3 separate regions of the Homo sapiens genome follow, and all the other regions are linked to region 3. A link is an interaction called in ENCODE POLR2A ChIA-PET data of the cell type or tissue named here. Cell type or tissue: MCF 10A. All regions are shown on one strand. Links, peaks and the distances in the headings refer to the core of each region. The heading gives the core; the rest is flanking DNA.

Region 1 (10,297 bases), core at 3,300-8,299, 130 kb after region 3:
TGTCCTACCAAACTTCCTAATTTCTAATTATATTTTTTTGAAGCTAATATTAAAATAATCATATTTTTGAGCACATATTGCATAGAAAATAAAACATCATAACTAGGCTATAAAAGAATATGCTCAGTATCCAAGGAATCAACAGTTGCCTTTATTTTAATATATTCTTCTGATAAAAGTTTTGTAATATTTATGCGACCTAATCCTATTCGGATTGAATTACTAACAATAGTCTATCTTAATAATACAAAAAAAATAATTAAATGCTTTATTATAATTTCATCAAATCTTGTACTTTTATAAGAAATTTAAAAATGATCTACGACCTTGTGGAGAAGCAAAAACAACAAAGCATATTAAATCTAGAATTATAGCTCCCAGAGATAATCAATGTTTACAATGATAGAGCAGGGGTCTACAAACTACTATGTACCCCAGGGGCTGAATTCAGCTATGCCTATACTGTGGGCGATTATTTTTGCACTACAACTGAGCTGAGTAGTTGTAATAGGAACCATATAAAGCCTAAAATATTTACTATCTGGCTCTTCACAGAAAAAGCTTGTGGACCTCCAGTTATTCCTCAATTTATAGATATAATTTATAATAAAAATGGGGCGACATCATACATACTGCTTATCAACCTGCTTTCCTCTCCTACTTAGCTATGCAGTCATTAAATGTTGTGTTGCATCATTTTTCAGTTTTGCAGCATTCTTTTTTTTTTTTTTTTTTTTGAGACAGAGTTTCACTCTTGTTGCCCAGGCTGGAGTACAATGGTGCAATCTCAGGTCACTGCAACCTCCGCCTCCCAGGTTCCAGCCATTTTGCTGCCTTAGCCTCCCCAGCAGCTGGGATTACAGGCGCCTGCCACCGTGCCTGGCTAATTTTTTGTATTTATAGTAGAGACAGGGTTTTGCCATGTTGGCCAGGCTGGTCTTGAACTCCTGACCTGAAGTGATCCACCCGCCTCGGCCTCCTGAAGTGCTGGGATTACAGGCATGAGCCACTGTGCCTGGCCCATTTTCTTGATATGACAACATTTATTCAGGTTGTTTCCAATTTTTTTAGGTAACAAATATACTTTAGTCTAACTCTTTTCTCTCTGATTTTTTTAAGGTAAATTTCTAGTTGTAGAATTGTTGGATCAAAGTTGGACATACAAAAGTTCAGATTTTGGTAACTTTTGCAAAGCTGCCCTACAAAGAAGAATTTCCTATATATATATTACAACTGTCTTCCTATGAATTTTAAATGTAAAAGGATTGTATTTTCTGGGTGAAAATTCCCCAAGTTTCTTCCAAAATGTCAAGAATAAATATTTTTAAATATGTCTTTATAAAGTACCCTGTGTGAGAAAAAGTCAGAAAAAATTGTCAGTCTTCACATAGCTATGGTATGCTTCAAATTTTAGTCCCAAATGCACATTATGAAAATATATGCTTTGCGGAAATCTGTAATACTTACTAGGCCAAAAAAGCAGTTTCAGCAAATAATATCTCTAAGCTTCAGTTTTTGCACCTATAAAATGGGATCATACAAGCTCTTCCAATCTGAGAGACTATTGAAATAATCAAATGACACATGCATAAGAAGGAAGTATCAAATTTCGTAAAGTGCAGAAGGTCCGATGGTTTACATCATTTCAACATTTCTCTTTACTGCATTTTATTCTTAGATAGTAAAATTTAATTGATACTAAGATTTTTTTTTAAATAAAGCAAATCTGTGATTGATGCGGGGGAGGAAGTAGGAATGAGATAAATGTCCCCACCGGAATGAGATAAATGTCCCCACCTGTTTTCTTTCAGAGGAAAATTTCCACAGTGCAAGGCCACTTTATCATGCTTCTGGGTGGAAGTTGCCTGAGGGTTGCAGAGTCTAGGCATGGAGCTTCACAGGCAGTTGCTGGCTCTTCTATCCATTCTCCTTTCTTTCTTCCTGAACACTAGACCCTCTTGGCTGTCCTGCTGCCTCACCACTGATCCTTTCCTGTCTCCTTCACTGGTTCCCCCTCTTCACCTTGTCCTCTTAACATTAAGTGCTTGGGAATAAGTATTCTCATGACGTCCAGTTGCATACCTAGAACACTGATGACTCCTGCACCTCATTCAGCCCAGTCTTCTCTCCCGAGCCCCAAACTCTCAAATCTCACTGCCTAATCAATTTCTTCACTTGCATGTCTAATAGCATCTTAAAGTTCATATATAAATACATACTCGCCAGGCGTGGTGGCTCACACCTGTAATCCCAGCACTTTGGGAGGCCAACGTGGACAGATCACCTGAGGTCGGGAGTTCAAGACCAGCCTGGCCAGGATGGTGAAACCCCATCTCTACTAAAAATACAAAAATTAGCCGGGCATGGTGGCAGGTACCTGTAATCCCAGCTACTTGGCAAGACAAGGCAGAAGAATCTCTTGATTGAGGAAGCAGAGGTTGCAGTGAGCCAAGACTGTGCCATTGCACTCCAGCCTGGGCAACAGAGCAAGACTCCGTCTCAAAAAAAAAAAAAAAAAAAAAAAAAAAACAAAAAAAAGGCCGGGCACGGTGGCTCATGCCTGTAATCCCAGCACTTTGGGAGGCTGAGGCGGGTGGATCACGAGGTCAGGAGATCGAGACCATCCTGGCTAACACGGTGAAACCCCGTCTCTACTAAAAAATACAAAAAAAAAAAATTAGCCGGGTGCGGTGGTGGGCGCCTGTAGTCCCCGCTACTCGGGAGGCTGAGGCAGGAGAATGTCAGGAACCCGGGAGGCGGAGTTTGCAGTGAGCAGAGATCACGCCACTGCACTCCAGCCTGGGAGACAGAGCGAGACTCCGTCACAAGAAAAAAAAAAAAAATCCAAACTCCTGGCCTGCGCCCCACTGCCCCCAACCGCTCTACTCACGGCCTTCTTCTCAGTTTCGGGCAACTCCATGATTCCAGTTGCTCAGGCCCAAAGCTTGGAAGCCATACTTAACCTCTTCTCTTTCTCTCACACCACACATTCAATCCATCAAGCAATTGAGTTGGCCCCACCTGGCAGCGTATCTAGAAGCAGCCCGCTTCCCACCTCTCCAGCACCCTGGTCTGAGTGCCATCCCTCTTCCTCTGGATTGCTTTCATTATCAACTGCTTGTCTTCCTTGACACTTACCTCTCCCCCTACTCACATACACAGTCTATTTTCTGCAAGGCAACCAGAGTGATCCTGATAAAATATTTGCTCTAATAGTGTTCTTCCACTCTGGCCATCCGTTGAGCTCAGTAAAAACAAAAGTCCCCACAGAGGCCCATGAGTTCTCTTCATGGGCTGCCCTCACATGGCACCTCTCTGACTGCCTGCCCTGGTATTTTCCCCTCCATGGACTCCACCCCAGCCATCCTGGCCTCCTCCTTCATGGTCCTCTCCACACCAGCTTCCCTCTGACCTGAGGGCCAGTGTTCTAGCTGCTCTCCCTGCCTCCTCCCAGTAGAAGGCCCACCTAGTTAAAGCTGCAACCCCCATCCCTGACTCTGTATTCCTTATCCTGCTGTTTTTCTTTTTTTCTTTTTCTTTTCTTTTTCTTTCCTTTTTCCTTTTTCTTTTTCTCTTTTCTATATTTCCTCTCTTTCTTTCCTTTCTTCTTTCTCTTTTTTTTTCTTTCTGCCTTCCTTTCTTTCTTTTCCTCTTTCTTTCTTTCTGCTGGTACTTACTTTCTACCACATAATATAATTTCCTTCTTTATTATTTATTATGTGTCCTCCCTTCTCTAGAATGTAAGCTCCATGTAGATGGGGAATCCTTATTTTGTTCAACAGATTAAATAAATTAACAAATAGCTACACACTCACTTGGCAATCCTGAGACTGTATCAAGATCATGGTTAAGACAGAACTAGGCCAGGTGTGGTGGCTCATGCCTGTAACTCCAGTACTTTGGGAGGCCAAGGCAAGTGGATCACCTGAGGGTCAGGAGTTCGAGACCAGCCTGACCAATACGGTGAAACACCGTCTCTATTAACAGTACAAAAATTAGCCAGGTATGTTGGCACATGCCTGTAATCCCAGCTACTTGGGAGGGTGAGGCAGGATAATTGCTTGAGCCCAGGTGGCAGAGGTTATCGCACCACTGCACTGCAGCCTGACATAGCGAGACTCCATCAAAACAAAACAAAACAAAACAAAACACTAAAATTTAGGGGAATATAAAACAAAATAAAGAACATGAATTAAATAATATTTTGAAAGACCCCACCCTATAGATTAAGCCCCCAAAAGAAATTTATTCAAAATGAGTAAAGAAGAAAATGGAAAACGGGGTAGAAAAGACTCATAGTAAACTAGAAATCAGAAAACCATCAGAGAAGTGTCTACTCTGCCACTTCTTAACAATATTACCTAGTGGCAGCCAAAGTTATAAGTAGTCCACATCATGAAATACTTTAGAAGCATATGTTTTTTAATCCATAAATTGGAAATAACCATTTACTAACTTTCTTATCTCAAGGAGTTTATTGTCAGGCTTGTAGGTAAACATTCCTTGTAAATTGTAAAGTGCTTTATAAATATGAGTTATTTTCTTGTAGGTAAACATTCCTTGTAAATTGTAAAGTGCTTTATAAATATGAGTTATTTTAATGTGCTGGTATTAAAACACTGGCTTAGGTTGGCCTTTTTTTTTTTTTTTTTTTGGCTCTTAATTGGCAATTGGCAGTTAGCACATAAAAAGCCCTTGAGTCGTTTTCATTTAGGAGAAGGAAAATTGATCCCTTTCTACTTTAGCTCTCTCAGTAGACACAGAAAAGCAAGTCGGGGGTGGGAGGGGTCTCCCGTGAAATAACTGCTTTCTGCCAGAGTCCCAGCAGCACAGCAAAATGCCTACAGCCTTTTTCTTAATTGGGAAAAGAAAAGCGTGAAACAGTCCCAAAGAGTGAATATGTACAACAGTTGCATAAACGATGACAAAGCATTTTTTAGTAAAGTCTTAAATGAAAAGCCTTTCTCTATGTTAACTCTTAAATCATGTTATCTATTTTTATTAATAAAGATATAAATTGACCAGCAGTTGATGTCTTAAATATTTAGCAATGACTAGATAAGAAGCAAGGATCCGCTGTAGTGTACTTCATTTATTTCAGGCTTGCTTTAAATTTGTTTTATGAGTCTGATAACATTAAAATAACTTGAACACCAACGTTTTAAAACATATTAAAAGCTCGATGAAGAAATCTGTAAACAGAGATAAATAAATATGTGAAGATCTTGTAAGCGGCTCCTCTGGCATTTATAGTCCTATACTCAAAAAAAAAAAGACACTCTTTGCAGTTGTGCCAGTGCCCTCTAGCGGTCAGTGTGGTGTCTACAATTTTTTTAAGTCATTCCCGGCCTTCAAAACGTGCTGACCACCTCCCATTCTACCAGCCAGCCAAGAGGAAAAAAAAAAAAAAATCAGCCAACCAATAGAATAATCAATTTTCTATAATGCTAGAGACTTAGAAAAAAACACGCAGAATAAAATAAAGAAAAATCATACATCATGGTTAGAAATACAGCTTTGTACATTAATGGAATCTCAACATTTTGAAGAAAGAAGATTCCATCTCGTGGTTCTTTTCTTTTATGGTCAAAGACGGACTTGAGAATTTTAGAAAAGCTGTGGACTTTCTTCTCAGAAAAAAAAAAAAATGTGCCACCTGTAATCTCAGCACTTTGGGAGGCTGAGGCACGAGGTGAGGAGTTTGAGACCAGCCTGACCAACATGGCGAAACCCCGTCTCTACTAAAAAATACAAAAATTAGCCGGGCATAGTGGTGCATGCCTGTAATCCCACCTACTCAGGAGGCTGAGGCAGGAGAATCGCTTGAACCCAGGAGGCAGAGGTTGCAGTGAGCTGAGATCGCACCACTGCACTCCAGCCTGGGCAACAAAGTGAGACTCCATCTCAAAAAAAAGTGCATGTACCTATAATTTCAGGGGTTCATGTAACACCTGAAGGCCTTGCATCCTAAATTAAAGGCTTGGGGTTTTATATACCTCTACACATCCCAGGTTCCATAGGTTAAAAATCCTGTCTGAAATGGTGAGTTTAAAAATCAATTTGGAGAAGGACATGTACAGAATGACTGTATGCAAAATAATACTGTATAGTTTCTATGTATATATAGTAAAAATATGCAAACTATGGAATAGTGAACATTGAATTCATGAGAGTTGTTACCCTTCAGAGCAAGAAAGGGTAATGAGATGGGGAAAAATGAAGGTGGCCTCAGTTATGCTTATACTGCATCATTTATTCAGAAACTATTGAAGCATATACGGCATATTATTTTAATAAAGCTTGGTGGCAGATGTATAATGAATTTTCATTATTTTATTTTCCATTCTTATCTATAAAGTTGGTATATACCCCAAAATTAAAAGGTTTCATTCAAAAACCTGAAATTATTATAAGATCTAATTCCATTGTCATGTAAAAAAGGTTATTTTTCCAAAACATCCAAATGTAAGTTCATGTTCTGAGAAACATATTTAATTCTCTCTTGTATAAAATCACCCAAGCTTATTTTCAAATACAAGCTAAAATGTTAATATTAAAAAGCAAACCATTGTTCTCTTCACAGAGTCCTCAAGTAGATAAGCCTTTATTTTTATGGCCATAATTTGATTTCTTGATAGGGAAAGAAGGAGAAAATTCTTCTGAAACTAATGTTATATTGGAACAAAATTTATTATCGATCCATATTCATTCTACTACCAGATATAATGAAAGTTTGGATAAGGTATTATTCTTTCTGGGGATTTTATGTATAGCAAAGTCAGTGTGAAGCCGACTATGTCATTGCTTGAGAGTCTGAACCTAATCGCCACTTAATTGATTCATGCTTGTAGCTGCACTGCTGCATAGCATCCCAGAGTGCTCAGATGCTACCTGTCAGGTGCATCCCATCACAATGCAAAGCAGCAGGTCTTGTGCCTGCCTTGATTTAAATGGAATGCTGGAGGAATGAAGCAGCCCAGGCAATCTGGAAGGCTGGTAGGGAAGAGGATCAGCTTCTGTTTCACCTCCCCATTGATAAAACTGACAGATCCCAGGCAGGCCTGAGGAGGTAAATTATGACCATAACATTAGCTAACTGTGGGGTAATATACACTGCTGGCCTATGGGGTCAGATCAAAGCTCCAGTCCTCCCTGTCCTTGACACCTAAGGAGAAGCAACATTAATTTCTGAGGATCTTTATTGGGCCACAGTGTTGAGGCAGAGCGTGGAACTTTTAATGTCATGGTAAGAAAAGGAGGCAGAAGCTTATTCTCTAACTATGCTCTCCAGTTGGATTAGGGATTTTAGAGACTCTGTCATTTTGGACTTGTCTTATTAAAATGATGTCTCCGCCAGCTGCCGCTCTAGCAATTAAGACAGGCCTGCTTTCCACCTAGTAATGAACTCCTCCAACGGCCTTTTCTCACCAACCACCCACACCCCACTTCCTATTGCCACAGGAAGGCCTGGCCTGGGGTAGAGTGTCTAGGTTTTGGGCGTAGGGAACCATCCCACCTATATTCTATTTTTCTTTGGATTTCTCTCTCTCTCTTTTTTTTTTTTTTTTTTTTTTGCCACTAGAGTGAGATCTGGAGGAACTTCATTTAGGCCTCTGACAAAAGACACATAGGAATGTTTTCAGCCCTATGTAGTCCAGCACAATTCGCCAGGTCTAGGAATTCCAAAAAGGATTTTGGCACCAAACCCAAACAGTAATAAACAGTGTGCACAGGCCAGGCCTCACCATCAAGGCATGGATTGTGTCTCTTATGGGGAATCTAGTAGACATGGTTGTGACTGTAAGTGGTTTTTTAGGGATTTGGTGATCTTGAGTCCCGGCCTAATATCAACTCAGAAATGACTGGCATATACCCTTGGAACAGTGTAGAACTGGGGGAAAGATAATAGGCAAAATGAAGATGGAGACATCTTGTATGAATCACCATCTCATGGCGTGGAACTATCAACTTGGCTTTTCCAAATACATGATGTTCCTGAAACCTCTGAATTACATCTCTGAATATTTGGATATTTAAGCTATTTTGATGCCTTGCTTACATTTAAGCTACCTTCCAAAGCAAATTCTATCCATCCTAATTGCTTTCAAACCAATCTTGCCTTAAAAATATTCCTACAAATCAACTGGTGTTGAATATTGATATAAGTAAATACTCTCCTTTAGACTAGAAAACCAGCATGTTTCATCACCAAATTTTTAAAAAGCAATTAATCTTCTCTTACCCATATTGAATAAGAATTCACTTTAGAATTTCCTTCTCATGAGGCAGAGCTTGACATTTAACAATTCTCATGTTTCATTTTCAGAAGTAAATGAGTATGCTGCAGTTAACCTGAGAGTTGATTCATAGTTAGGAATACAGGGAGTAACGTGGGGGAAATACCTCCTTTCTTTAGCTCAGGGGAACACACTGAGTGCCTGTAAAGTTACCCACAGTGCTATCCATATCGACTAGATTGTAGTCAAGTAAGGGCATACGATCAAGGTGCCATCAGGACCTAAGCAATATTCATGATCTCTGACAATATGGATCATGCACTGAAATTCTACAATTGTCCTTAGAGAAAATCAAAAGTTTATAGCACCACTTTTACCATAGAACATTTTTTCTTTTGGAATGGGGACAAAAAAAAAAAAGAAAAAAAAAGATTCATGGAAAGGATTTGGTCTCTGAATGCAGGTGAACCTGAATTTGAATCCTAGTGTTTGTAAGCCCTGACTATGTAATTTTGCTCATGGCCTGGTGCCTAGCAGGTGCTCAACAAGTCTTTGTTTTCTCTGAAACAGATCTGTATTTGTATCCTATTTTTTTTTTTTTTTTGAGGTGGAGTCTCACTCTGTTGCCCAGGCTGGAGTGCAATGGCATGGTCTTGGCTCATTGCAACCTCTGCCTGCCTGGTTCAAGGGATTCTCCTGCCTCAGCCCCCCAAGTAGCTGGGATTACAGGTGTCCGCCACCACTCCTGGCTTTTTTTTAATTTTATACTTAGTAGAAACAGGGTTTTACCATGTTGGCCGGGCTGGTCTCGAACTCGTGACCTCAGGTGATCTGCCTGCCTCGGTCTCCCAAAGTGCTGGGATTACAGGTGTGAGCCACCGCACCTGGCCTATATTCAGCTCCTATTGTGGCTGTAACAAATTACCAAAAGCTTCAAGGCTTAAAACAACACAGATTTATTACATTTCTGAAGGTCAGAAGTCCTTCAGCGTCTTGAGCAAGGCTGTGTTTCCTCTGGGCACTCCAGAGGAGAATGTTTCCTTGCCACGGCATGGCCCCACTACTATAGCATTTTGGACGCTATAAAAAGAAAAATCTCCTAGGCCAAATTGCCTCTACATTTCATTGTAGACACAATTAACTAAATTTATTCTTCTACAGCAGTGATTTTCAAACTTTTTGGTCTCGAAACCCCTTTATACTCTTAAAAAATATTACAGACTCCGAACGGCTGTAGTTTACGCAGGCTCTATCTGTCAATATTTATCATATTTGAAATTAAGATTGGTATTACAAGAATACACGAAGAGCACAGAAGCACACATTCCATTAAGCATCGGAACAATGATATCATTACACGTTATGGAGCCACTGTAAACCCCATTCATGAAAGAATGGGAGTGAAAAAAGCAAATAACATTAGTACTACTATGAAAAGATCTTTTACCTTGCAGACCTCCTGAAATGGTTGTAGGAGTCTCTGGGCCACATTTTAAGAACTGTTGTTCAGCTGGTGTGAAAGAAGGCGCAACAGCTAAAGAAATGCCAATTCTAAATCTCTCAAAGCAATCATCATGCTGACTATGCCCAGAACAGCACAGCAGCCAGTGTGGCCTTCTGCTGATAGGAAAGACCGAGCAGTCTGACTCTATCCTTTCCCTAAAGACTCTGGCTGTGGGCAGCCTCCATTCCCTGTGGTGTTGGAATCAACCAATGAGGAGGGGAGAAAACGCTTAGAAATAGTTTGAACAATAATAGAGTCAGCAGTTATAGTTGGTTCTAACATATTTTTAAAACTGCATTGTTATGATTCTGATGATCATACACAGTGCGGGAACTACTAGCTATTTCACCTATATATGAGTAAAACATTTGGGGAAATTTCCCTCTGGTTCAGCTGGTTATGCTGTTCACGGAGGTCCTTGACATTTGCCCAGCGGAGTCATCACCTGAAACCACGGGCAGCTGAACCCTGGGAACTTGCCTCGGTGTTTATAAATACCTCAGTTGCATCAGGACCCTACAGGTGAAAGATCTTGATACCACACAGGTATAATTAC
Region 2 (10,297 bases), core at 2,924-7,923, 54 kb after region 3:
CTCCCGGCACAGTGCTGAAGTGCTGTCTAGTGTTTCTAAGTGCAAGAAAGCTGTGACACGCCTTCCAGAGAAAATGTATGTGCTAGATAAGCTTTATTCAGGCAAGGATTTTAGTGCTCTTAGCCTTGAACTCAATGTTAATAAATCAAAAATATATAGAGAGTCATGCATTGTTTAATGAAAAGCTATGTTCTGATAAATGCATCATATTTTGTTGTTTTACAAACATCATAGAGTGTGCTTACACAAACCTAGATGGCACAGGCACATTTTTATTTATATTAATTTTTCATATGGAAAACCAAACATCCCAGCACCATTACTGAATATTAATCATTTCCTCTATTTGATGTGCAATGCCAATATCAAGTGCCATATATCACTTTTCTATATATGGTCCATTATAATCTTATGGTACCACCATCATATAGACAGTGTGTTGTTGACTGAAACATCATTAATCAGTGCATGACTATATTAAGTAAGGTGTCTTTAAGAAGAAACACACATAAAGCAAGGTTATATCTTGATTAATTGATGACAATGTTGTGGACAGAGAGACTCTATGAATCCAACCCTGTATTTGCCATTGTATTTCTTATTATTCATACAAGCGACTATTCAATATTTGCTAATTCAGTATTCGCAGCAACATAATAGAACATAATTACTATGAATTGTGAGTAACAATAATTGACTGTGTATCTGTATACATGCATACATGTATCTATGTCTATCTATGTATCTATCTATATAGCCCATTGATTCTGTTTCTCTGGAGAACCTGAGTGATATACATGGCTACTGTCTCAAGTTGCAAACTGCCCCCAGTGCTCCCAAGAGAAACTGGAAAGGGAGTGGAGGAGGCAAGTGAGAGAATGAGAAGCCAGACACAGAAGTAATTTCAGATCAAGTCCCTTCCATCTGTCATTGGCTATAGCCTCCCTTGGTGGATATAAGTGCCCCCATGCACTTTCTGCTCTGGGTTAGTCCTGGCAACAGGCTTCCATGGCCCAAGCATTGTCCTCTGAGGGAGAATGCAAGGCCAAGACCACAGGAGTGAAGCAGCCACAAGCTGATAGGCCAGAGGAGGAAGTGACTAATAGATATCACAATGGCCCTAGAAGGAGGAATCACCCTTTTTCTTTGTAAACCTCCCACCCTGCTCCAGGAGCTCACCAGTGCCTGTGTATACACAGTAAATGCTAAATAAATGTTGAAAAAGGAAGTGATCTGTCCTGCTGCATTTCACTAAGATGCAAGATGCACAGGGACAAACAAAGCAGAAAATCAACCATTCTCAGGAGTACTTTTTTTGATGCTTCTCTAGAGCACAGCTGTTGAAAAATATTTGTGAAAAGAAAGAATTTTGAAAATATTTTCATGGTTACTTGACAGATAATTCCTTTTCCAGAACCATATGATATAATTAAAGTTGTTACTCTTTTGCCAGGAAATTTTGAGAGCTTGTCCTAACAGTAAGTCAAGGAAGAAGTCATGCATAATCAAAACAGCTTTGAGAAAAACAAAATGGACTTTGACAAATCAGGAAGCTCTTCTTCTTTTTTTTTTTTTTTTTTTTTTTTGAGATGGAGTCTCGCTCTGTCACTCAGGCTGGAGTGCAGTGGCACAATCTCAGCTCACTGCAACCTCTGCCTCCTGTGTTCAAGAGATTCTCCTGCCTTAGCCTCTCAAGTAGCTGGGATTACAGGTGCCCACCATCATGCCTGGCTAATTCTTTTTTGTATTTTTAGTAGAGACAGGGTTTCACCATGTTGGCCAGGCTGGTCTCAAACTCCTTAACACAAGTGATCTGGCCACCTCGGCCTCCCAAAGTACCGGGATTACAGGTGTGAACCACCATGCCCGGCCTAAATCAGGAAGCTCTTCTAATCTCTCTCTTTCTCTCTCTCTCTCTCTCTCTCTCACACACACACACACAAAGGTGACTTTTGCCAGAAAAAATTTATACTCACCATAAAATTCAAATACAAGTAAATAAATAGAAGAGCAGGGAGATCTAAGCTATACTTTAAGGTGTATTTTTCTACAAGGTATCCACAGAACAAGGAAAAATATTTGTGTGTAAAATGTGGGAAAATATATTTGTAGAGCTATTTACCATGGCACCTGCCTTCTGGAAGAATCACACCAGCCTTATGTAACTTTCAGAGCACTGAACTCCTACTGTTTTCTTAAAACACTGTGAATAAATTTTTTGGCAGTCAAGAAGGACTAGATTATTCCATAAGGCAGTTGAAGAATTGCTCAACTGTCAGGGAGCAGTCCTATCACCTGTAGAATCAGGTCCCAACTTTTTAGCATAGCATACAAGGTCTTTCATCAGAGGTCCTCAACCTGTCTCTCTAGCCATATTTCCTGCCCCTCCCATTTCAATGCTGCTTATACTGGAGCCATCCAAGTTATTCATGCTTCCTCCAGTGGAATGGGCCATGCTCTGACATGCCTGGGTACCTTTCCATTTCCTGTTTCTTCTGTTAGGCATATAGTACCCCCTATGGCAAACTCTTACTCAGTCTTTAGGAACTAGCTCAAATTGGCTGTTAGGCAACCACTGATCATTTCACTGCAAAGGAGGTAAGTCAAACTCACCTCTGTCCTCCCAGAGTTCCTTACACATCACAACTGGTAGAACTTTTATTATATTGTATTGTAATTGTGTAGTGAGTAAGTTCCTTAAGGACAAGGACTACATCTTATTTGTCATTAACAATCTTGCTGATTGTTTCACTGCAAGGCAAACTCACCTCTGTCCTCCCAAAGTTCCTTACACATCACACCTGGTAGAACTTATATTGTATTGTAATTGTGTAGTGAGTGAGTTCCTTAAGGACAAGGAGTATGTCTTATTTATCTTTGTACCCCAGGTGCCCAGGCAAATAACAAGTTTTTTTTGTTTTCTGTTTTTTTTTTTTTTTGTTTCTTTGAGACAGAGTCTCGCTCTGTCACCCAGGATGGAGTGCAGTGGCGCTATCTTGGCTCACTGCAAGCTCTGCCTCCTGGGTTCAAGCCATTCTCCTGCCTCAGCCTCCTGAGTAGCTGGGACTACAGGCGCTCGCCACCGCGTCCGGCTAATTTTTTGTATTTTTAGTAGAGATGGGGTTTCACCGTGTTAGCCAGGATGGTCTCGATCTCCGGACCTTGTGATCCGCCCGCCTCAGCCTCCGAAAGTGCTGGGATTACAGGCGTGAGCCACCGTGCCCAGGCATAGCAAGTTTTTAATAGATTAATATTGTATAACCTTTCCATTTGAGGAACAATCATGATAGGACATTTTTTGACAGAGACAGGTAGTAGGTGACTTATTTCTTACTTTAAGGACACTTAAGAGCAATATAGAGTAGACAAAACAACAAAAACTCTCCCAAAATAGATTAAATATTGAGAAATAAACTCAAAAAAGAGTGGAGACTGGCTGCAGTGGCTCACCTGTAATCCTGGCACTTTAGGAGGTCAAGGTGGGAGATCACTTGAGCCCAGGATTTTGAGACTAGCCTGGGCAACATGATGGCAGGAACCTGTCTCAGACAAAAAAAAGAAAAGAAAAAGTAGAAGAATGAAGAATGGTGGAATAATTAAGTAATTAAATAATAGTTTAATAATAATTAGTTTAATAATTATATAATATTAATTAGTTATATAGTAGTAATAGTTTAATAATAATTTATTAATAATTAAATAAAGTTTTTGTCAAAATTGAAATTTGAAGTTAAGGCTTAATTTGAGACTTGGACATGGAAATCACTTCCCAGAATTGAGCAGGTGCTAAAGAGTGGTGCCATTGTCAAGGAATGGAAAGAAGCATAACTTGAACTATGACCTACTTGGAGAAGAGTGTGGGTGCATGAGTAAGGAGTCTAGTCAAATGCTCAATGCCTGGGAGGTTCAATGAAAGATAAATGGTGGTTCCAGTGGACAGGGAGAACCTGGAGATTGGTGATCAGGAGTAGGTAATACTCAGAGGTCTAGCCAGGCTGGTGGCTGATAGACATCAAGAAACTCTGGAAACAGGAAACAGGGTCCTAGATCTGAGGCTAGAGTTCAAGGGCAGCACTAAGCCCTTTAAGAAGGCGGACAAAGCAGTCTTAGTGAAACACAAGTACCAAACATGCTCTCAAAACAGAAACCCAGACAAAAAAAGAATACAGAATCTGGAATGAGGGCACACTATGGAACACTTATCAAGGCACAAGCCTAAACACAATTGTCACACCAAGACACAATACCAGCATGGAACTGGCAGCAGAATTGATGAGATGCTTAGTCATTGGAGCACTTCACTGAGAGCTCCTGGAATTAATCAACCAGGAATGCAACTGGTCCCAGCCAGAGTTGGGCTAAATTTCAGGGTATCAAGAGTTTAAATTAGGGCAAAGAGAGGAGAAGAAGCAGGGAGCCAGAAAGGTCAAGATAGGTTTCAAAGGAAGGTGGTGAGAGCACTCACAAGGACAACTGGGTGCTCCCTTCAGCATGCCAATGAATATGTGACGTATACAAATGTCAGCAAAGATTATGGGTGACTCAGGATGGGAGGAGAGAGGGAGGAGAGAGGGTCACCCATAATCTGAAGAGGGAGGACACTTTGAGTCAGTAGGAAATGGGAAGGAGAAAAATAATACTTCAAAGAAAAGCCTAATTGATGCATAGTTAAGCAGCTCCAAAATGGCACATTGATGACTACCAGAGACGGAAAGAAAGAAGAGAAGAAGAAAAAAAATCAAGGGGAGGACTGTGGAAAAGCAGCCCAGGACACATCCATACACATTGTTTTGATTCTACCTCAGGACCCAGTAGATATTTTGATCCTGTATAAAATATTTTAAGCAGAATTATACAAACATGATCGATTTTAATTTTCATCAAGAATGTATTTTCTAGAGCTCATTCCATTAAGCCAATTTGATTCTTTGATCAATTTTCTATAAAGCACAGTTTGTTTTTTTCATTTTTATCTTTAATGTAACTGAAATTACTTTTATTGACATTGATTCTTTCTAACTTAAATATTACTCTGAGACTATGATTATTCGATTGGATTTCTTGAAAACATAATATTTTTCCAATTATGGCTTCCACCATGTGGTTTTTCTCTGGCAGCTCTTCCTTCTAACAAGCTCAATTTCCCCACATCAAATTTGACATATCTAAACTTTGTTAAGAGTTGATTCTGATATTAGTTTTTAGTCAATAATAAACCTTACCATGTGAAGTTTTAGCTTTTGTTTTTTTTATGGCTTATTTCTACCAATTCTAACTTTGGCTAATTTTTCCAATGTGCTTCTCCATAAGTTTTTAATATTTAACAACTTTTATGAGGTGCAATTTCCATGACTGTAAATTTTCTTTGGGGATACGTTGACCAAAAATCTTTACTACAATATCTACATAATGGAGTACTATGCAGAAACAAGCAAAAAGTATAAGAAAGATCTCTGAGATTATTATTGTTAATGAATACATATTGTGATCTATATAGCATGTGTAGTATATGGCTATGTGTATATAGAATGTATATAGTATGCTGCCTTTTATATAGGAAAAATGAAAACAAATATATATAGAAACACACACATACACAAATATTTGCTAATTTTGCAGAAAGAGACGTAGGAAAAGTAAGCCAGAAGCTAATGGCAATAGTTATCTATATAGATAGATGGAAATGGGCCAATAGGAGTGAGAACTTCTGTTGAATATATGTTTCTGTTTTGAAGCATATACAAAATGATATAAAATAAAAAGAATATGAAAAAATGAATCCCAAAATTGAATCAAAACAGAAGCAAATGAAGCTAACAAATGACCACTCCAAAAAAATTATTCATTTGTATTTAATTCCAGACTAACTCATTAGACAATTAGGAGCAACTCCTCTCAAATGGTCTACAAATAGTGAATTCAATGAACCTAGGTCTGATCGTTTGGTGGGCTCTGTGCTAATTGTTTATCCTCCTGGTGGAAGAGCAGAAGCAGATCTGTGTGTCCTTCAGTGACCAAACGGCAATTCAGCTCAGGAAACCTGTCCAAACAAACACTATGTTCTTATAATGGGAGGAGGACTAGCCCAAGATTTCCCCAAAACAGAATAAAATGGCAGAGTGGCTGGGTCCGTAGTACTTGCAAAAGAAAAAACCCTGCTTTTCCAATGTTGGAAAAATCTCAGCTTTGATCTTAGAGCAAACAAAAAAACACAGCAACCAAAGGAGCACTGTAAGGAATCTTCATAATCAAGAGAAAAAAAAAAACTCACCAAGCTATATGTTCAAGTCAAAAACAAAAAAAAACAAAAAAAAACAGAACACTAATCTCAGTAGCAAAGACATCATAAGCCGCCCTGTGAGAGGTTAGGGGAAAAGGAATGACAGCAGCTGGAACGGGCTTTCTCAGGCTTTCTGTGTAGGCCAGGCTGTATAACCCTTATAGGATAAAAACACATGCACTTGATCTAGTAAGAGAACAATTATCAGCCGGGCACAGAGGCTCAAGCCTGTAATCCCAGCACTTTGGGAGGCCAAGGTGGGTGTGTCACCTGAGGTTGGGAGTTCGAGACCAGCCTGACCAACATGGAGAAACCCTGTCTCTACTAAAAATACAAAATTAGCTGGGGGTGGTGGCGCATGCCTGTAATCCCAGCTACTCGGGAGGCTGAGGCAGGAGAATCGCTTGAACTCAGGAGGCAGAGGTTGCAGTGAGCCAAGATCATGCCATTGCACTCCAGCCTGGGCAACAAGAGGGAAACTCCATTTAAAAATAAAAAAGAGAGAGAGAGAAAAATTATCTCGTTGGGAAGCAAAAGAACGTTGAAGGAACAAACCAGAAAGACTTAATTGGCCATGGTCCCCAGGGAAGAAATTCCCCATTTCTCACCAAGTGGTACCTCTGAAATTTAACCTTAAGAGGCCAGGTGTGGTGGCTCACGCCTGTAATCCCAGCATTTTGGGAGGCTGAGGCGGGTAGATCACCCTAGGTCTGGAGTTCAAGACCGGCTGACCAATATGGTGAAACCCCATCTCTACTGAAAATACAAAAAATTAGCCAGCTGTTGTGGTGCATGCCTGTAATCCCAGCTACTTGGGAGGCTGAGGTAGGAGAATGGCTTGAACCGGGGAGGTGGAGGTTGCAGTGAGCCAAGATCCCACCATTGCACTCCAGCCTGGGCAAAAACCAAAACTCTGTCTCAAAAAAAAAAAAAAAAGAAAAAGAAAAAAGAAAAAAAAGAAATTTAACTGTAAGAAACAGCAAAGAGGAATTTGGCCTGTGGGTTAAATGAGTAGAGGGTGAGGGTTATGTAAAAGGAAAGATAGATTTTTTTTGAAAGATATCAAATTTGCTTCAAAAGTTAGGTTTCAAAAATTCTATATACAGATTCATTTTCCTATATTAGCTTTTATCTCAGCTTCATTTGTAAATAGTGAAAACTTTCGTGTTTTAGGGATTTATTGCAGAACTTTTTACAATTACCAACATGTTCATGCAATGGCCCTCTCTTGAACTTCACTCGTATTGATTTTAAATTCCATAATAAAGCTCCTAAATGTAGAAGATTAACTACAACATTATTTCAATTTTAATTGAACAATTGTGTAAATAGTTCTTAGCTTGCAGTGAAACGTAGATTGCTGCTTTATTCTAAAGTTCTAAACTACAAAATATCTGCACTCTCTCAATCCTTTCTGATGATCTCATCCTTCCTTGCCATTTCTCCCTACAGTCTTTCACATTTACAAACTGATTTTATATATATATGTATGCAGTGGCTGGTTGGCTAGTCACACTCATGCTTTAAAAGTTAATTTGAAGTCAGGTAGTGTGATGCCTCCAGCTTTGTTCTTTTGGCTTAGGATTGACTTGGCAATGCGGGCTCTTTTTTGGTTCCATATGAACTTTAAAGTAGTTTTTCCAATTCTGTGAAGAAAGTTGTTGGTAGCTTGATGGGGATGGCATTGAATCTATAGGCTACAGTAACCAAAACAGCATGATACTGGTACCAAAACAGAGATATAGACCAATGGAACAGAACAGAGCCCTCAGAAATAATGCCACACATCTACAACTATCTGATCTTTGACAAATCTGACAAAAACAAGCAATGGGGAAAGGATTCCCTATTTAATAAATGGTGCTGGGAAAACTGGCTAGCCATATGTAGAAAGCTGAAACTGGATCCCTTCCTTATATCTTATACAAAAATTAATTCAAGATGGATTAAAGACTTAAATTTTAGACCTAAAACCATAAAAACCCTAGAAGAAAACCTAGGCAATACCATTTAGGACATGGGCATGGGCAAGGGCTTCATGACTAAAACACCAAAAGCAATGGCAACAAAAGCCAAAATTGACAAATGGGATCTAATTAAACTAAAGAGTTTCTGCACAGCAAAAGAAACTACCATCAGAGTGAACAGGCAACCTACAGAATGGGAGAAAATTTTTACAATCTACCCATCTGACAAAGGGCTAATATCCAGAATTTACAAAGAACTTAAACAAGTTTACAAGAAAAAATCAAACAACCCCATCAAAAAGTGGGCAAAGGATATGAACAGACACTTCTCAAAAGAAGACATTTATGCAGCCAACAGACACATGAAAAAATGCTCATCATCACTGGCCATCAGAGAAATGCAAATTAAAAACCACGATGAGATACCATCTCACGCCAGTTAGAATGGCGATCATTAAAAAGTCAGGAAACAACAGGTGCTGGTGAGGATGTGGGGAAACAGGAACACTTTTACACTGTTGGTGGGACTGTAAACTAGTTCAACCACTGTGGAAGACAGTGTGGCGATTCCTCAAGGATCTAGAACTAGAAATACCATTTGACCCAGTCATCCCATTACTGGGTATATACCCAAAGGATTATAAATCATGCTGTTATAAAGACACATGCACACATATGTTTATTGCGGCACTGTTCACAATAGCAAAGACTTGGAACCAACCCAAATGTCCATCAACGATAGACTGGATTAAGAAAATGTGGCACATATGCTGGGCGTGGTGGCTCACGCCTGTAATCCCAGCACTTTGGGAGGCCGAGGCGGGCAGATCACAAGGTCAGGAGATTGAGACCATCCTGGCTAACATGGTGAAACCCCATCTCTACTAAAAATACAAAAAATTAGCCAGGCATGGTGGCGGGCACCTGTAGTCCCAGCTACTCAGGAGGCTGAGGCAGAAGAATGGTGTGAACCTGGGAGGCAGAGCTTGCAGTGAGCCCAGATTGTGCCACTGCACTCCAGCCTGGGTGACAGAGCGAGACTCCATCTCAAAAAAAAAAAAAAAGAAAAAGAAAATGTGGCACATATACACCATGGAATACTATGCAGCCATAAAAAAAGATGAGTTCATGTCCTTTGTAGGGACATGGATGAAGCTGGAAACCATCATTCTGAGCAAACTATCACAAGGACAGAAAACCAAGCACTGCATGTTCTCACTTGTAGGTGGGAATTGAACAGTGAGAACACTTGGACACAAGATGGGGAACATCACACACCAGGGCCTGTCATGGGGTGGGGGGAGGTGGGAGGGATAGCATTAGGAGATATACCTAATGTAAACGACGAGTCAATGGGTGCAGCACACCAACATGTCACATGTATACATATGTAACAAACCTGCATGTTGTGCACATGTACCCTAGAACTTGAAGTATAATAAAAAAATAAAAAATAAATAAATTTAAAAGAAAAGTTAATTTGAAGGTTCAGATTGAATCTATATGTAACAAATTGCCAGAATGGAAAAATTTCTGGATAGTCTAAAAGTATCTCAGAATCTGCAATTAGCCTGGAGAACATATTTCTTTTTTTTTTTTTTTTTTTTTTTTTTTTGAGACGGAGTCTTGCTCTGTCGCCCAGGCTGGGAGTGCAGTGACATAATCTCGGCTCACTGCAAGCTCCGCCTCCTGGGTTCATGCCATTCTCCTGCCTCAGCCTCCCCAGCAGCTGGGATTACAGACGCACGCCGACACGCCCGGCTAATTTTTGTACTTTTAGTAGGGACGGGGTTTCACCATGTTAGCCGGGGTGGTATCAATCTCCTGACCTTGTGATCCACCCGCCTCGGCCTCCCAAAGTGCTGGGATTAAAGGCGTGAGCCACTGCGCCTGGCCAGCCTGGAGAACATATTTCAATGCAGAGTTTATTATATGTAGCAGGATGCTCAATTTTTGTTAAAATAGTTTCTTTAACTTCAGACACTGTAGGAATGGCTATCAAGTTACATATTGGAAAAAGTGACCTTGTGTGCAAATCATTTTACCTTCT
Region 3 (10,297 bases), core at 2,698-7,697:
AGTATGGACTTTGGATGATCTGGTGACTACATGAGTTGGTGACGTTTGGCTTGTATGAACTCTCACAAGTGTTCTCTAAATTTATCCGAATCTCTGGTAATATCTGGATGTCTACCATTCAAGCAAGATTGGGGAAATTTTCTTGAATTATTCTCTAAAATATGTTTTTCAAGTTGTTTACTTTTTCTCCTTCTCTATCAAGAATTCCAATAATGTGTAGGTTTGGTCACTTTACATAATCTCATACTTCTCATAGACTTCGTCATCTTAATGGAAGACAAACTCTTATATTATCTAGTCTTTCAGCCTGCAATCTCTTTGCTGTCCCAGGACTCTTCCCTGTCATTAACTAGCATCTCATTAGGTAAGCCTTCCTATTGCTAACCATCTCTGCTGGAATATTTCTTCATTATTTCATTATTTTTAAAGTTAAATTACAAGCCCAGCAGGTTAGCAACTGCACCTGGTTGGCTTTCTCTATTACCTAACATTTCTATTAGTACTTAATGTATTTTTCTTTACTTTCCTTTAGTATTCATTTCTTTGGCAATACAATTGAGAACTGATATTACCACAGATATTAAAAATCATCAATTTCCAAGGCCTCCTTAGCAGATATTATCTGTTCTTTGGTGGGCTAAGTGTTAAGTGGGATCAGAGAATGTTAGAGAAAAAACTCAACTCAGCAGCAATAGAGAAGCATCAGGAAGTGATGGAAAGAATAAATTCATGCTTGAAGAAATCTGACTTTGAGCTTTAAATTTGCTGTGTGACCTTGGACAAGTCCCTTGAGCATTCTAGGACCCTGTAAAATTAAGTCAGTTAGATATGTCCCAATATTCCAGAATTCTGATATCTTACTTTACAAAAAAAAAGAGAGAGACATTTACTCCAAGAATAATTTTGAGGGAAGTCACCACCAAAATTAAAGATTCCCTTTTTTATAGCCAAACTAAATATTTAGCTTATGCTATTCTCATCCTGTTTCTCGGATTGTATAGCTGTTTGTAATTCTCTTCTCATTTTCTATTTTAGCATATATATATGTATATGTGTATATATGTATATATGTACATATATACGTATATGTGTATATATGTATATGTACATATATACGTATATGTGTATATATGTATATATGTACATATATATGTATATGTGTATATATGTATATGTGTATATATGTATATATGTACATATATGTATATGTGTATATATGTATATATGTACATATATGTATATGTGTATATATACGTATATATGTACATATATGCATATGTGTATGTGTATATATACGTATATATGCACATATATGCGTATGTATATGTGTATATATACGTATATATGTACATATATACGTATATGTATATATGTGTGTATATATATAATCTCTCTCTCTCTCTCTCTCTCTATATATATATATATATAGAGAGAGAGAGAGAGAGAGAGAGACAAACAGAGAGAGAGAGAGAGAGAGAGACAGGGTCAAACTTTTTTGTCCAGGCTGGAGTACAGGGGTTCAATCTAGGCTCACTGTAGCCTTGACCTCCCAGGTTCAGGTAATCCTCCCACCGCAACTTCCCAAGTAGCTGGGAATACAGGCATGCGCCACCATGCCCAGCTAATTTTTGTATTTTTAAATAGAAACAGGGTTTACCATGTTGCCCAAGCTGGTCTCGAACTCCTAGGCTCAAGTCTTCCACCTGCCTTGGCCTCTCAAAGGATTATAGGCATAAGCCACTGCACCTGGCCAGCATATACTTTAAAAAAAAATTATTTATTTTTCTTTTTTTGAGACAGAGTTTCACTGTTACCCACGCTGGAGTGCAGTGGCACAATCTCAGCTCACGGCAACCTCCACCTCCCAGGTTCAAGCGATTTTCCTGCCTCAGCCTCCCAAGTAGCTGGGATTACAGGCACCTGCCATCCCACCCAGCTAATTTTTGTATATTTTTAGTAGAGTTTTGCCATATTGGCCAGGCTGTTCTTGAACTCCTAACCTTAAGTGATCCACCTGATTCGGCCTCCCAAAGTGCCGGGATTACAGGCATGAGCCACTGCGCCCAGCCCCAGCATATACTTTTATAATCAACACATTTCCTCATTTATCTCCAATCTACCTTAATATTTTTACTATATCTTTGTTTTCCTTTGCTTTTTTCATGTGCCATTTGTTTCTCCATTAATAGATTCTTAACTTCTTCTCTTTTGAATTAGTCTTCCCACCACCTTGCTTTGTGATGGAATTTCTAAAAAATATTAGGCAAAGTTGTCATGGTGGTGATGCTTCCATTTTTCTTTACCATTAAGTAAGGACTATAAATTTCCTGTGTCCATAGCTTAATTTCTGTTTTGCTGTGAGTAAAAGTATACTTTGAAAGTACAATTTTTAGAATGATTATGAATGTAGAAATATAAATGCTTGCATTTTAAATTATTATTTGATGGATAACCAAGTCTAGTTCCTACAAAAACACTCTTCTCCTCAAATTCATATGTACCTTCATTTCACATTTTGTCTGTCTTCTAATTTGCCTATAATTTCTCTTTAGACAATTTTTTTCATTTTATCCCCCTTTAGATCTTTAATTCCAACTTTCCAACCTCTTATTCCTCTCTTCCTTTTTAAGTGTAATGCCATCGCACATATATCCTTCCCACACGTGTCTTCAAGTCTTTTTCCCAACATGGAGAGACAGAGCTGACCCTAGGCGAAACTGTGAAGGAAATTTCTCTTTCTTTGCCCTTTCCCCCTCCACTCAGAATTGTCCTTCCTTTTCCTTTTGCATCACCATCTTCTACAGGTCTCTCTTGTCCCTCTGGTTGGTTATAATGGATTCAGGTTGGCCTCTGTATTGTCCCAAATTTTGGACTTTCTCTGACCTCACTCTGCCGTGAAGACTTATCTGTTCTGGTTTCCATTTGTTTAAGGTGCACTTAAGATCTGAATCATTCCCTGTCCCAAAATGAACTAATGGCTCATGTATTCTCCCTCCCTAGGAAAAGTATAGTTACCAGAGTTTATTTAGGGGTTTTGACTAGATGGGAATAATGCAAGGTGTCATGCTTGAAAAACTTTTAATATCTGACTTACATCTCCCCTAAATATTTCACCATGTCCACAAACACTGACTAAAATGAAGAGAAACCCCAAAGGAGAAAATTGATATACCTACTACTTTCAAAATGAGGAAAAAAATTTGTCATTAAAATTTCTAAAGATAAAATTTCTCAATGAAAAACAAACATCTTCACCTGAGATTTGGGTGTTTTTTTTTCCTATAACTTTTTTTACACAAAATAGAGTTGTAAAAGAAACAGACCTCAGCATTCAGATTATTGACAATAACACGTACAGATTTTAGTTCCTCTGTGTTTTTGTTTTTAGCTATTGAATTTTTATCACTTACAAACTTGACTGTACGTGGATTTCTTCCTTTTACCCACAGTATCTTCTCCTGAATTTCCTTTCATTATTAATCTGCATAAAATATGACACACATTGCCTCAAATCCCTCACTAATCTATTTGCTAAGTGTGTCAGTATTATAAAGCACTTTGAAATACATTAGCACATTTGGTACTTCCCCCAATGAGTTAGATGTGGCAGGCTTCATGCCACATCTAACTAATCATGTCACGTCTAACTCATCATGCCACATCATGGTGGGAAAAACAGTGCTTAGAGAAACTGTCTTAAGCTACTTAAGTTACATGAGGAGCAGTGGCAGGGGCCCCAACTCGCATGCTCTGACCACATGACCACATCCACACACCCAGGATCCTTTCCCTGCTTATGCCACACAGAATCAACCACATGATAATTATGGGGAGGTTTTCTTCTGTGCTTTTTTTTTTCCAGTTAAAAAACAAATAAAAACATGAATGAGTTTATAATTTTATATTCAAACCCCACACCCATGCAATCACATGCCTTAGAATTTTAAAACCCTACCCACAAAATTCACAAGGGTAAATGAACATCTACTTCCTCCTCTTACTACACACATCAAAACACTCAAGTAAAGTGTCAGGCAATCCAAGCAAGCCTGGAGCGAGATAAGGTGCATAGATAAAGTGCTGGTTTCTGTGTGATGCATATTATTTGCATAATATTTACATTACTCATTCAAGGCTGGGAATTACCACTTTAAAATAAAGTATATTGAATACCTTTTTGGATTTCCCCGATTTTCAAACATTCTTCTGAATATATAACAACTCCCAGAAACCAATTCCTTTCTCAATCATCCTGGGAGCCATCTGATGAGGATCTAATAGCTAACTTTGTAATTAGAACGCAAACATTAATGTAAGAGTACAAAAAAGACGTTGCAATGAGCAAGAGAAGATAGATTGTAGTAGTAAAGCTAAGTGATTCAATAATATTCTTAAAACATAGCACATATACATACTCTTGTTTGGTATTCCCAGTAAATGATTTTTAGATACTAAAATTTCTCAGTAGCTTTTCTATACTAATAGCCTTCAAACTATTTCTGTTCTGTATTTTACCTTTCAACCAAACTTTCTATGGCTTTCAGTTTTCCAGTATATTTCTTCCCATTTATTGTACATTTCAAATAATACTTTTCTTTCCTCTATCCCATTTTTAACTACATTAAGAAAAATTCTGAAAGCCTTTTGGCTTGAAACCAGAATTCAACGTTCCAGTTCAGCCAGTAATGAGTCATGTTCTTTTTTTTTTGCCCAGGGCATGTCCTGGTTTACTCTTTAATTTACTGAAATGAAAAGGCTGCTTTTGGGGGCATGTTAAGACTCGCTCCATTAGCTATAAGACAGATAGGGGGATGAATTCTAAATATCTTACTTCCTGCTTTGGAAAATGCCTTTAAACTCTTCTGTTTTCACTTCTCATTAAGATCACATTTTAGGATTACCTGGCGTATTGCCCCATGACCCATACTCCCACACTTTTTTTTAACTCACCGGCTGCCTTTTTACACCTAGCCAATTTTTCCAGACCAGGATCTGAAGCTGATGAAACAGGGAAGCCATCCTTCAAATGCCCCAAATGAGAGATTTCCTCTTCTTTTCTCCACTCCACAAATGAAGAACTGATGCCCCGTCCAACTTGCTGTATGTCAGTGTATCAGTACCCCTTTCACGGCATAGCTTCCTTGAGGGCTGGGGTAAGAAACCCACAGTTCTTCTGTTTCTGCTGGATTTTTCCCTGTGGTTAATCCTTAACCAAGAGGCACTTCTCAATCAACTCTTCTTCCAAAAGAAGGACCCAGATCAGTATCTTTGGGTGGCTTATGCTTATTTTAAAATAATATCCAGTTGCTGCTTGTTGCACGAAGTCCAGACTCAAGAGAGAATGAGCATCATTCAGATAATGCCTCACTGAAAAAAAAAAAAAAGCAGCAGCTGAACCCACACCTCCTACTCTCCATGAAATTAATTGCCTATCCACACCTTAGAGAACATGTCACCTGCACTGGATGCGTCACAGGGACTAGGGGGTGGGACCTTTGCAAGGCCAGTAGGACTTGTCCTACATTCTCTTGTCTTCTTTCCTGCACACAGTGTCTGCTCTAGCAGAGGCAGGGCACAGAGAGCATTTCACAGACACTGGGCCCAGTGACTCTTTAATATTAAAGTGTCATTAAAATGATTTAAGTCAATAAGGCCAGAGCTTAGCTGCAAAGCTCTGAGCCTCAGCCCATCATTAGATATACTAGGGAAAGTGTCCACCTTTAACCTAAAGTTGAATGTTTCGATTTTGGGGGAAGAAACTATGTTGGCCAGGTCCCACCTTTCATCACAATGTACTAGGTTAAGCACAGGGCAGAAAAGGAAAGGTAGGCTGTAGGGGACATAAATTACAAACTGGAGTCCCTCAATTCGTGAGTGGAGATTCACGTGTCTATTACAGACAAGCCACATTGTTTCAGGCTCTTATAGTGAAAGGGGACACAGGCTGATCCAAGACATTTCTATTTCCTCTTTCCATGATACATTCCTCCCTCTCTAAGATCCTGCCTTTCAAAGTTATCCCCAAGTTGACATCTTCAATGAAGCCTTTTTGGATATATCCCATAGGATAGATTCTCTTGCCTTTGAATCATTCTTTGTTGCCCTCTCTCAAGGAACTTAAAGTTTTTGCATTATTTTTATTTGTGTATGTCTTATTTTTCCTACAAGATTATAAATTATTTGAGGACATGGACTATTTTATATCACAGTACTTTACATATCATTAGTGTTCAATACTTGCTGCTGAATGTAATTGAATAAACTACTGGAGCCAAGGCTAGTAGGGTGAAGCTCCCCTTTGATCCTCACACCTACCCTGACTAATCCAGACTTTACTTGCAAAATCCGTTAAAGCATTAAGAGTTCTCCCTTCGCCAGGTGCGGTGGCTCATGCCTGTAATCCCAGCAATTTGGGAGGCCGAGACGGGCTGATCACTTGAGGTCAGGAGTTCAAGACCAGCCTCGCAAACATGGTGAAACCCCGTCTCTACTAAAAACACAAAAATTAGCCAGGCATGGTGGTGGGCACCTGTAATCCCAGCTATTTGGGAGGCTGAGGAGGGAGAATCGCTTGAAACCGGGAGGCAGAGGTTGCAGTGAGCTGAGATGGCGCCACTGCACTCCAGCCTGGGCAAAAGAGTGAGATTCCATCCCCCCTCCAAAAAAAGGAATCTAGCACAGGTCCTGCCTCATAGTAAGTAGTCAATTAATTCTATTAATTGGGTAGCAATGTTTGCTAAGGACTTATTGAATCATCCTAGGAGTCCTATTATATAGAAACTGTCATTATTCCCATTTTCAGTGAAAGAAAGTGATATTTAGAAGTGCCATAACTTGCTGGATTTCACCTAGTTAGCAGTGAGGACAGTGGGAACAGCAGAGAAGGAACTCGAACCTCGTTTCTGTACTGTTAATCTCTGTGCTATGTTTTCTCCAGTCCCATGTATTACACTTCACAGGAAGAGCTGAGAAACAAATGAACATCAGGGATTTTCCCTGTTTCTCTAGGCAGGTCTATAAATCACTTGTAGAGATTTTTTTGTAAGTACACGCATGAAAAATTATGGCCAAAATGAGTTCACAAAGAGTAGTTGCTCCAGGAATTCAGGAGAAGGAAGGCTGCTCTTTTAGGCTTCTTCATAGAGCCTCACGGCACTTCCCAGCCTGGCTCTTGCCAGCTTCATCAGTTGTCTCTCCACCTTCAGCCCTCCCTCCTGCCATCTGCTAGAATACTTTAGATGAGGACTGTTCACTTTCAGGCTTTGGTCATGCTGTTCCCTCTGCCCAAAATGAAATTGTGCTCATTCTCAAATGACTGACTCAAGTGTAACTTCCCCTCTGAAGCCTTTTCCAGCACTTCCACCCACCACACCCCCACCCCCGGCTGAATTAATCACCCCTTCATCTGTTTTCCCATAAAGCTTTGTTCGCACAGATAGCCAACTCCCTTATTACCTTCTAGTATAGTCAGTCTGTCTCTCTGTCCATACTCTGAGCCCCTTGAGTACAGGGACCAAGTCTCATGGAACACCACAATTTTGAGATAAATTCTGTATTCCTGAATGGTGAGAATTCTGACCCAACTAAATCTAAGAGCTGGTCTGAAGTAGTAGAAGATAAAGTTGGAGAGTTAGGGACCTAAAGCCAAAGAGGAGGAGATGTCATATTGCGGATTTAAAATGAAAAGTTCCTGGAAACTCTTCTTAAGAGATAGAGTATGATAAAGCCGATGCTGTGGGATGATGAAAATGTTAGTAGAATGAGAAACTGATTGAAGTTGAGACTTGAAACCCTGTTTTTGAATAGAAAAAACAAGTGAATTGAGTTAGTGATGATGTAAAACAGTTCAGAAATTTTAACAGCAACCAGATTATAATTTTACTCCTTTGTCTCAGCACTGGTTGTTGTGTATAGCATCAGTGACAACTTTGTTTGTTTGTTTGTTTTACCATCAACTGACTTTTACATTAAGGTGCTATGGGATACTCATTGCATACAGGACCTGTGAGGTCAACATTATTTTACCTGCTGTATACGTGAAGATGCATAGGACAAGTAGCTTCCTGAGGTCACACAGATAATGGGTGTCAGAACATTAATTTGAACCCAGGTTTCTGTGTCTGCAAAACCTGTTCTCCAACAGGCCCTAATAAAGCAAGCATGGGTAAGAAAACACAGCAAGTGCACACATTTAACCTAGGTGGAAATGTGCAACAAGTTGGGAAATTGAAGCTAACTCATGGTAAAAATAACAGCATCCTTCTTTTATAAGAAGGGTGGGACTCCACCCAAGGATTACCATAATGAGGCACCAGTTGCTAATACCTCATTGCCTAAGATCCACTTGCGATGTAAGAGGTTGATAGCTGATGCTATGAAGCAGGTGGGTGTGAGGAAGGTATCAGATTCAGGATTTTCAAGTTTTCAGCACTGAGACACTCCAATGATAATGTAGACAAAAGAATTGTGTCAAGAAGCAACTGGTAAAAATCTGATCCACAAAACCCGAAAAGAAGACATATTTCAAGGGAGCTTTAAAAAGTCTCGCTCACTCCAAGCTGTTACAGAGCACCTTATCCCTCCAAGGTGATTTCAATGGCATGGAATTTCTCATCACAAATAACACAGTCATGTCAGGGACCAAGTTTGTAAATCAATTGATTATCTTACATTGAGCCATGTGAGTATGGCAATTTCAGGGTGATTTCCCATCTTGTGAAGAATTATTCATCCACTCACTCAGGGTGAGTAATCATTTTCTTAAACTGGTGATGTTGAATTAATTTTACTACATGTGTAGCTATAATCTTGTGAGGCTAAGAAAAAAAAACTGATGCCTGTAAAATTTAGAAATTTTTGGCCAACCTATTTAAACTGATGGAAAGATATAGCGTAGAGTATTCAGAAAGATCATCTCCTCCTCTTTGCAATGTAAGTTTTAATAATCAATTCTCCATTTTAAAGGAAAAATGAAAATGAAAAATAGTATTTTTTTCTTCTCAATTTATGTTTTCCCCCTCATAACACCTTAAGCAGCTTAAAAGACAAATCTATATATTTATCTACTATCGCTTGTTTCTTCATGGAAAAAATACAACGAGCCAATTTTTGCATGTGTTTTAGTCTTTGATGACTGGCCTGTTCCCAGAGCAATTTAAAAAAGAATATCCCAATAGTAAAGGTTTCTATAGCATGCATTCTCTTGGGCACAACAAAAACTATCTTAGAAAAGATTAATTTTATTAAATAAGCTAGAAAATGATCATTTCTAGCATTTTCAAATTCCAACATATAAGAAAAATAAGTCAACCAGTTATCTGTCCCCTCAATCTTGAGCAACACACAGGTTTTCTTTCCTTTTTTTTTTTTTTTTTTTGAGGTGGAGTCTTGCTCTGTCACCCAGGCTGGAGTGCAGGGGTGCAATCTCGGCTCACTGCAACCTCTACCTCTCAGGTTCAAGTGATTCTCCCACCTCAGCCTCCTGAGTAGCTGAGATTGCAGGCGTGTGCCACCATGCCCAGCTAATTTGTGTATTTTTAGTAGAGATGGGGTTTCACCATGTCAGTCAGGCTGGTCTCGAACTCCTGACCTCATGATCCGCCCCCCTCAGCCTCCCATTTTGTATGTGCAACTACTACTGTATTACTTTGAAAGCATAAGGCTAGGGGGTAAAGGAACTAGTCAATAATTTCAATTCAAATCAATAATCAAACATTTTAGTTGAGAAGTCTCTTTCAAGCACTAACTGATCAGCAATATTTTTTTGTTTTTGTTTTTGTTTTTGTTTTTGAGACGGAGTCTTGCTCTGTCGCCCAGGCTGGAGTGCAGGGGCACAATCTCAGCTCACTGCAACCTCTGCCTCTCGGGTTCAAGCGATTCTCCTGCTTCAGCCTCCTTAGTAGCTGGGATTACAGGCATGTGCCACCATGCCTGGCTAATTTTTTGTACTTTTGGTAGAGACAGGGTTTCACCATATTGGCCAGGCTGGTTTTGAACTCATGACCTCAAGTGATCCACCCTACTCAGCTTCCCAAAGTGCTGGAATTACAGATGTGAGCCCCCACGCCCAGCCTGATCAGTAATATTTTGGAAGCAGAGGAGAAGGAAAGGTACAGGGGGAAGTGAAAGGGAACAACTGATTGGCATGTATAGTGGTAGCTGATAGCTTGACTCTTGAACAAGAGAATGTACAAATAGAGTAGGATAAATTCACAAGTCCACACTCAAAAATATCCATTTTTGTATGTGTTTATATAGATGTAAATATGTACTATATATGCTTCTTTACAAATATGTG

The links. ChIA-PET counts read pairs that join two places held together with the same protein. Peaks named below come from ENCODE experiments on the same cell type or tissue, not always from the same donor. Only the 100,000 strongest peaks of a DNase experiment are listed, where the experiment ranks them.
Region 1: POLR2A ChIA-PET joins it to region 3 with 12 read pairs; 3 of 35 experiments call an interaction of 5 or more read pairs at or near these places.
Region 2: POLR2A ChIA-PET joins it to region 3 with 12 read pairs; 3 of 35 experiments call an interaction of 5 or more read pairs at or near these places.

The regions. Positions count from the first base shown.
Region 1 is chr2:215,264,731-215,275,027 of GRCh38, forward strand. It overlaps LINC02862 (long intergenic non-protein coding RNA 2862), which reads left to right and starts at 10,260. Exons shown (of 3, transcript NR_174956.1): 1 at 10,260-10,297. RefSeq lists an enhancer at 6,635-7,183. In MCF 10A, for the core only: a CTCF peak has its summit at 5,295 (motif pointing left); a DNase peak (open chromatin) is centred at 5,301.
Region 2 is chr2:215,187,143-215,197,439 of GRCh38, forward strand. No RefSeq gene overlaps it. Among named protein-coding and RNA genes, the nearest start is that of ABCA12, 54 kb to the left of the region's middle. RefSeq lists a silencer at 4,431-4,631. In MCF 10A, for the core only: no CTCF peak of the experiment used is centred there; no DNase peak of the experiment used is centred there.
Region 3 is chr2:215,133,190-215,143,486 of GRCh38, forward strand. ABCA12 (ATP binding cassette subfamily A member 12) reads right to left here and starts at 5,437. Exons shown (of 53, transcript NM_173076.3): 1 at 4,951-5,437. The coding sequence starts at 5,019. In MCF 10A, for the core only: no CTCF peak of the experiment used is centred there; DNase peaks (open chromatin) are centred at 3,692, 4,052 and 4,792.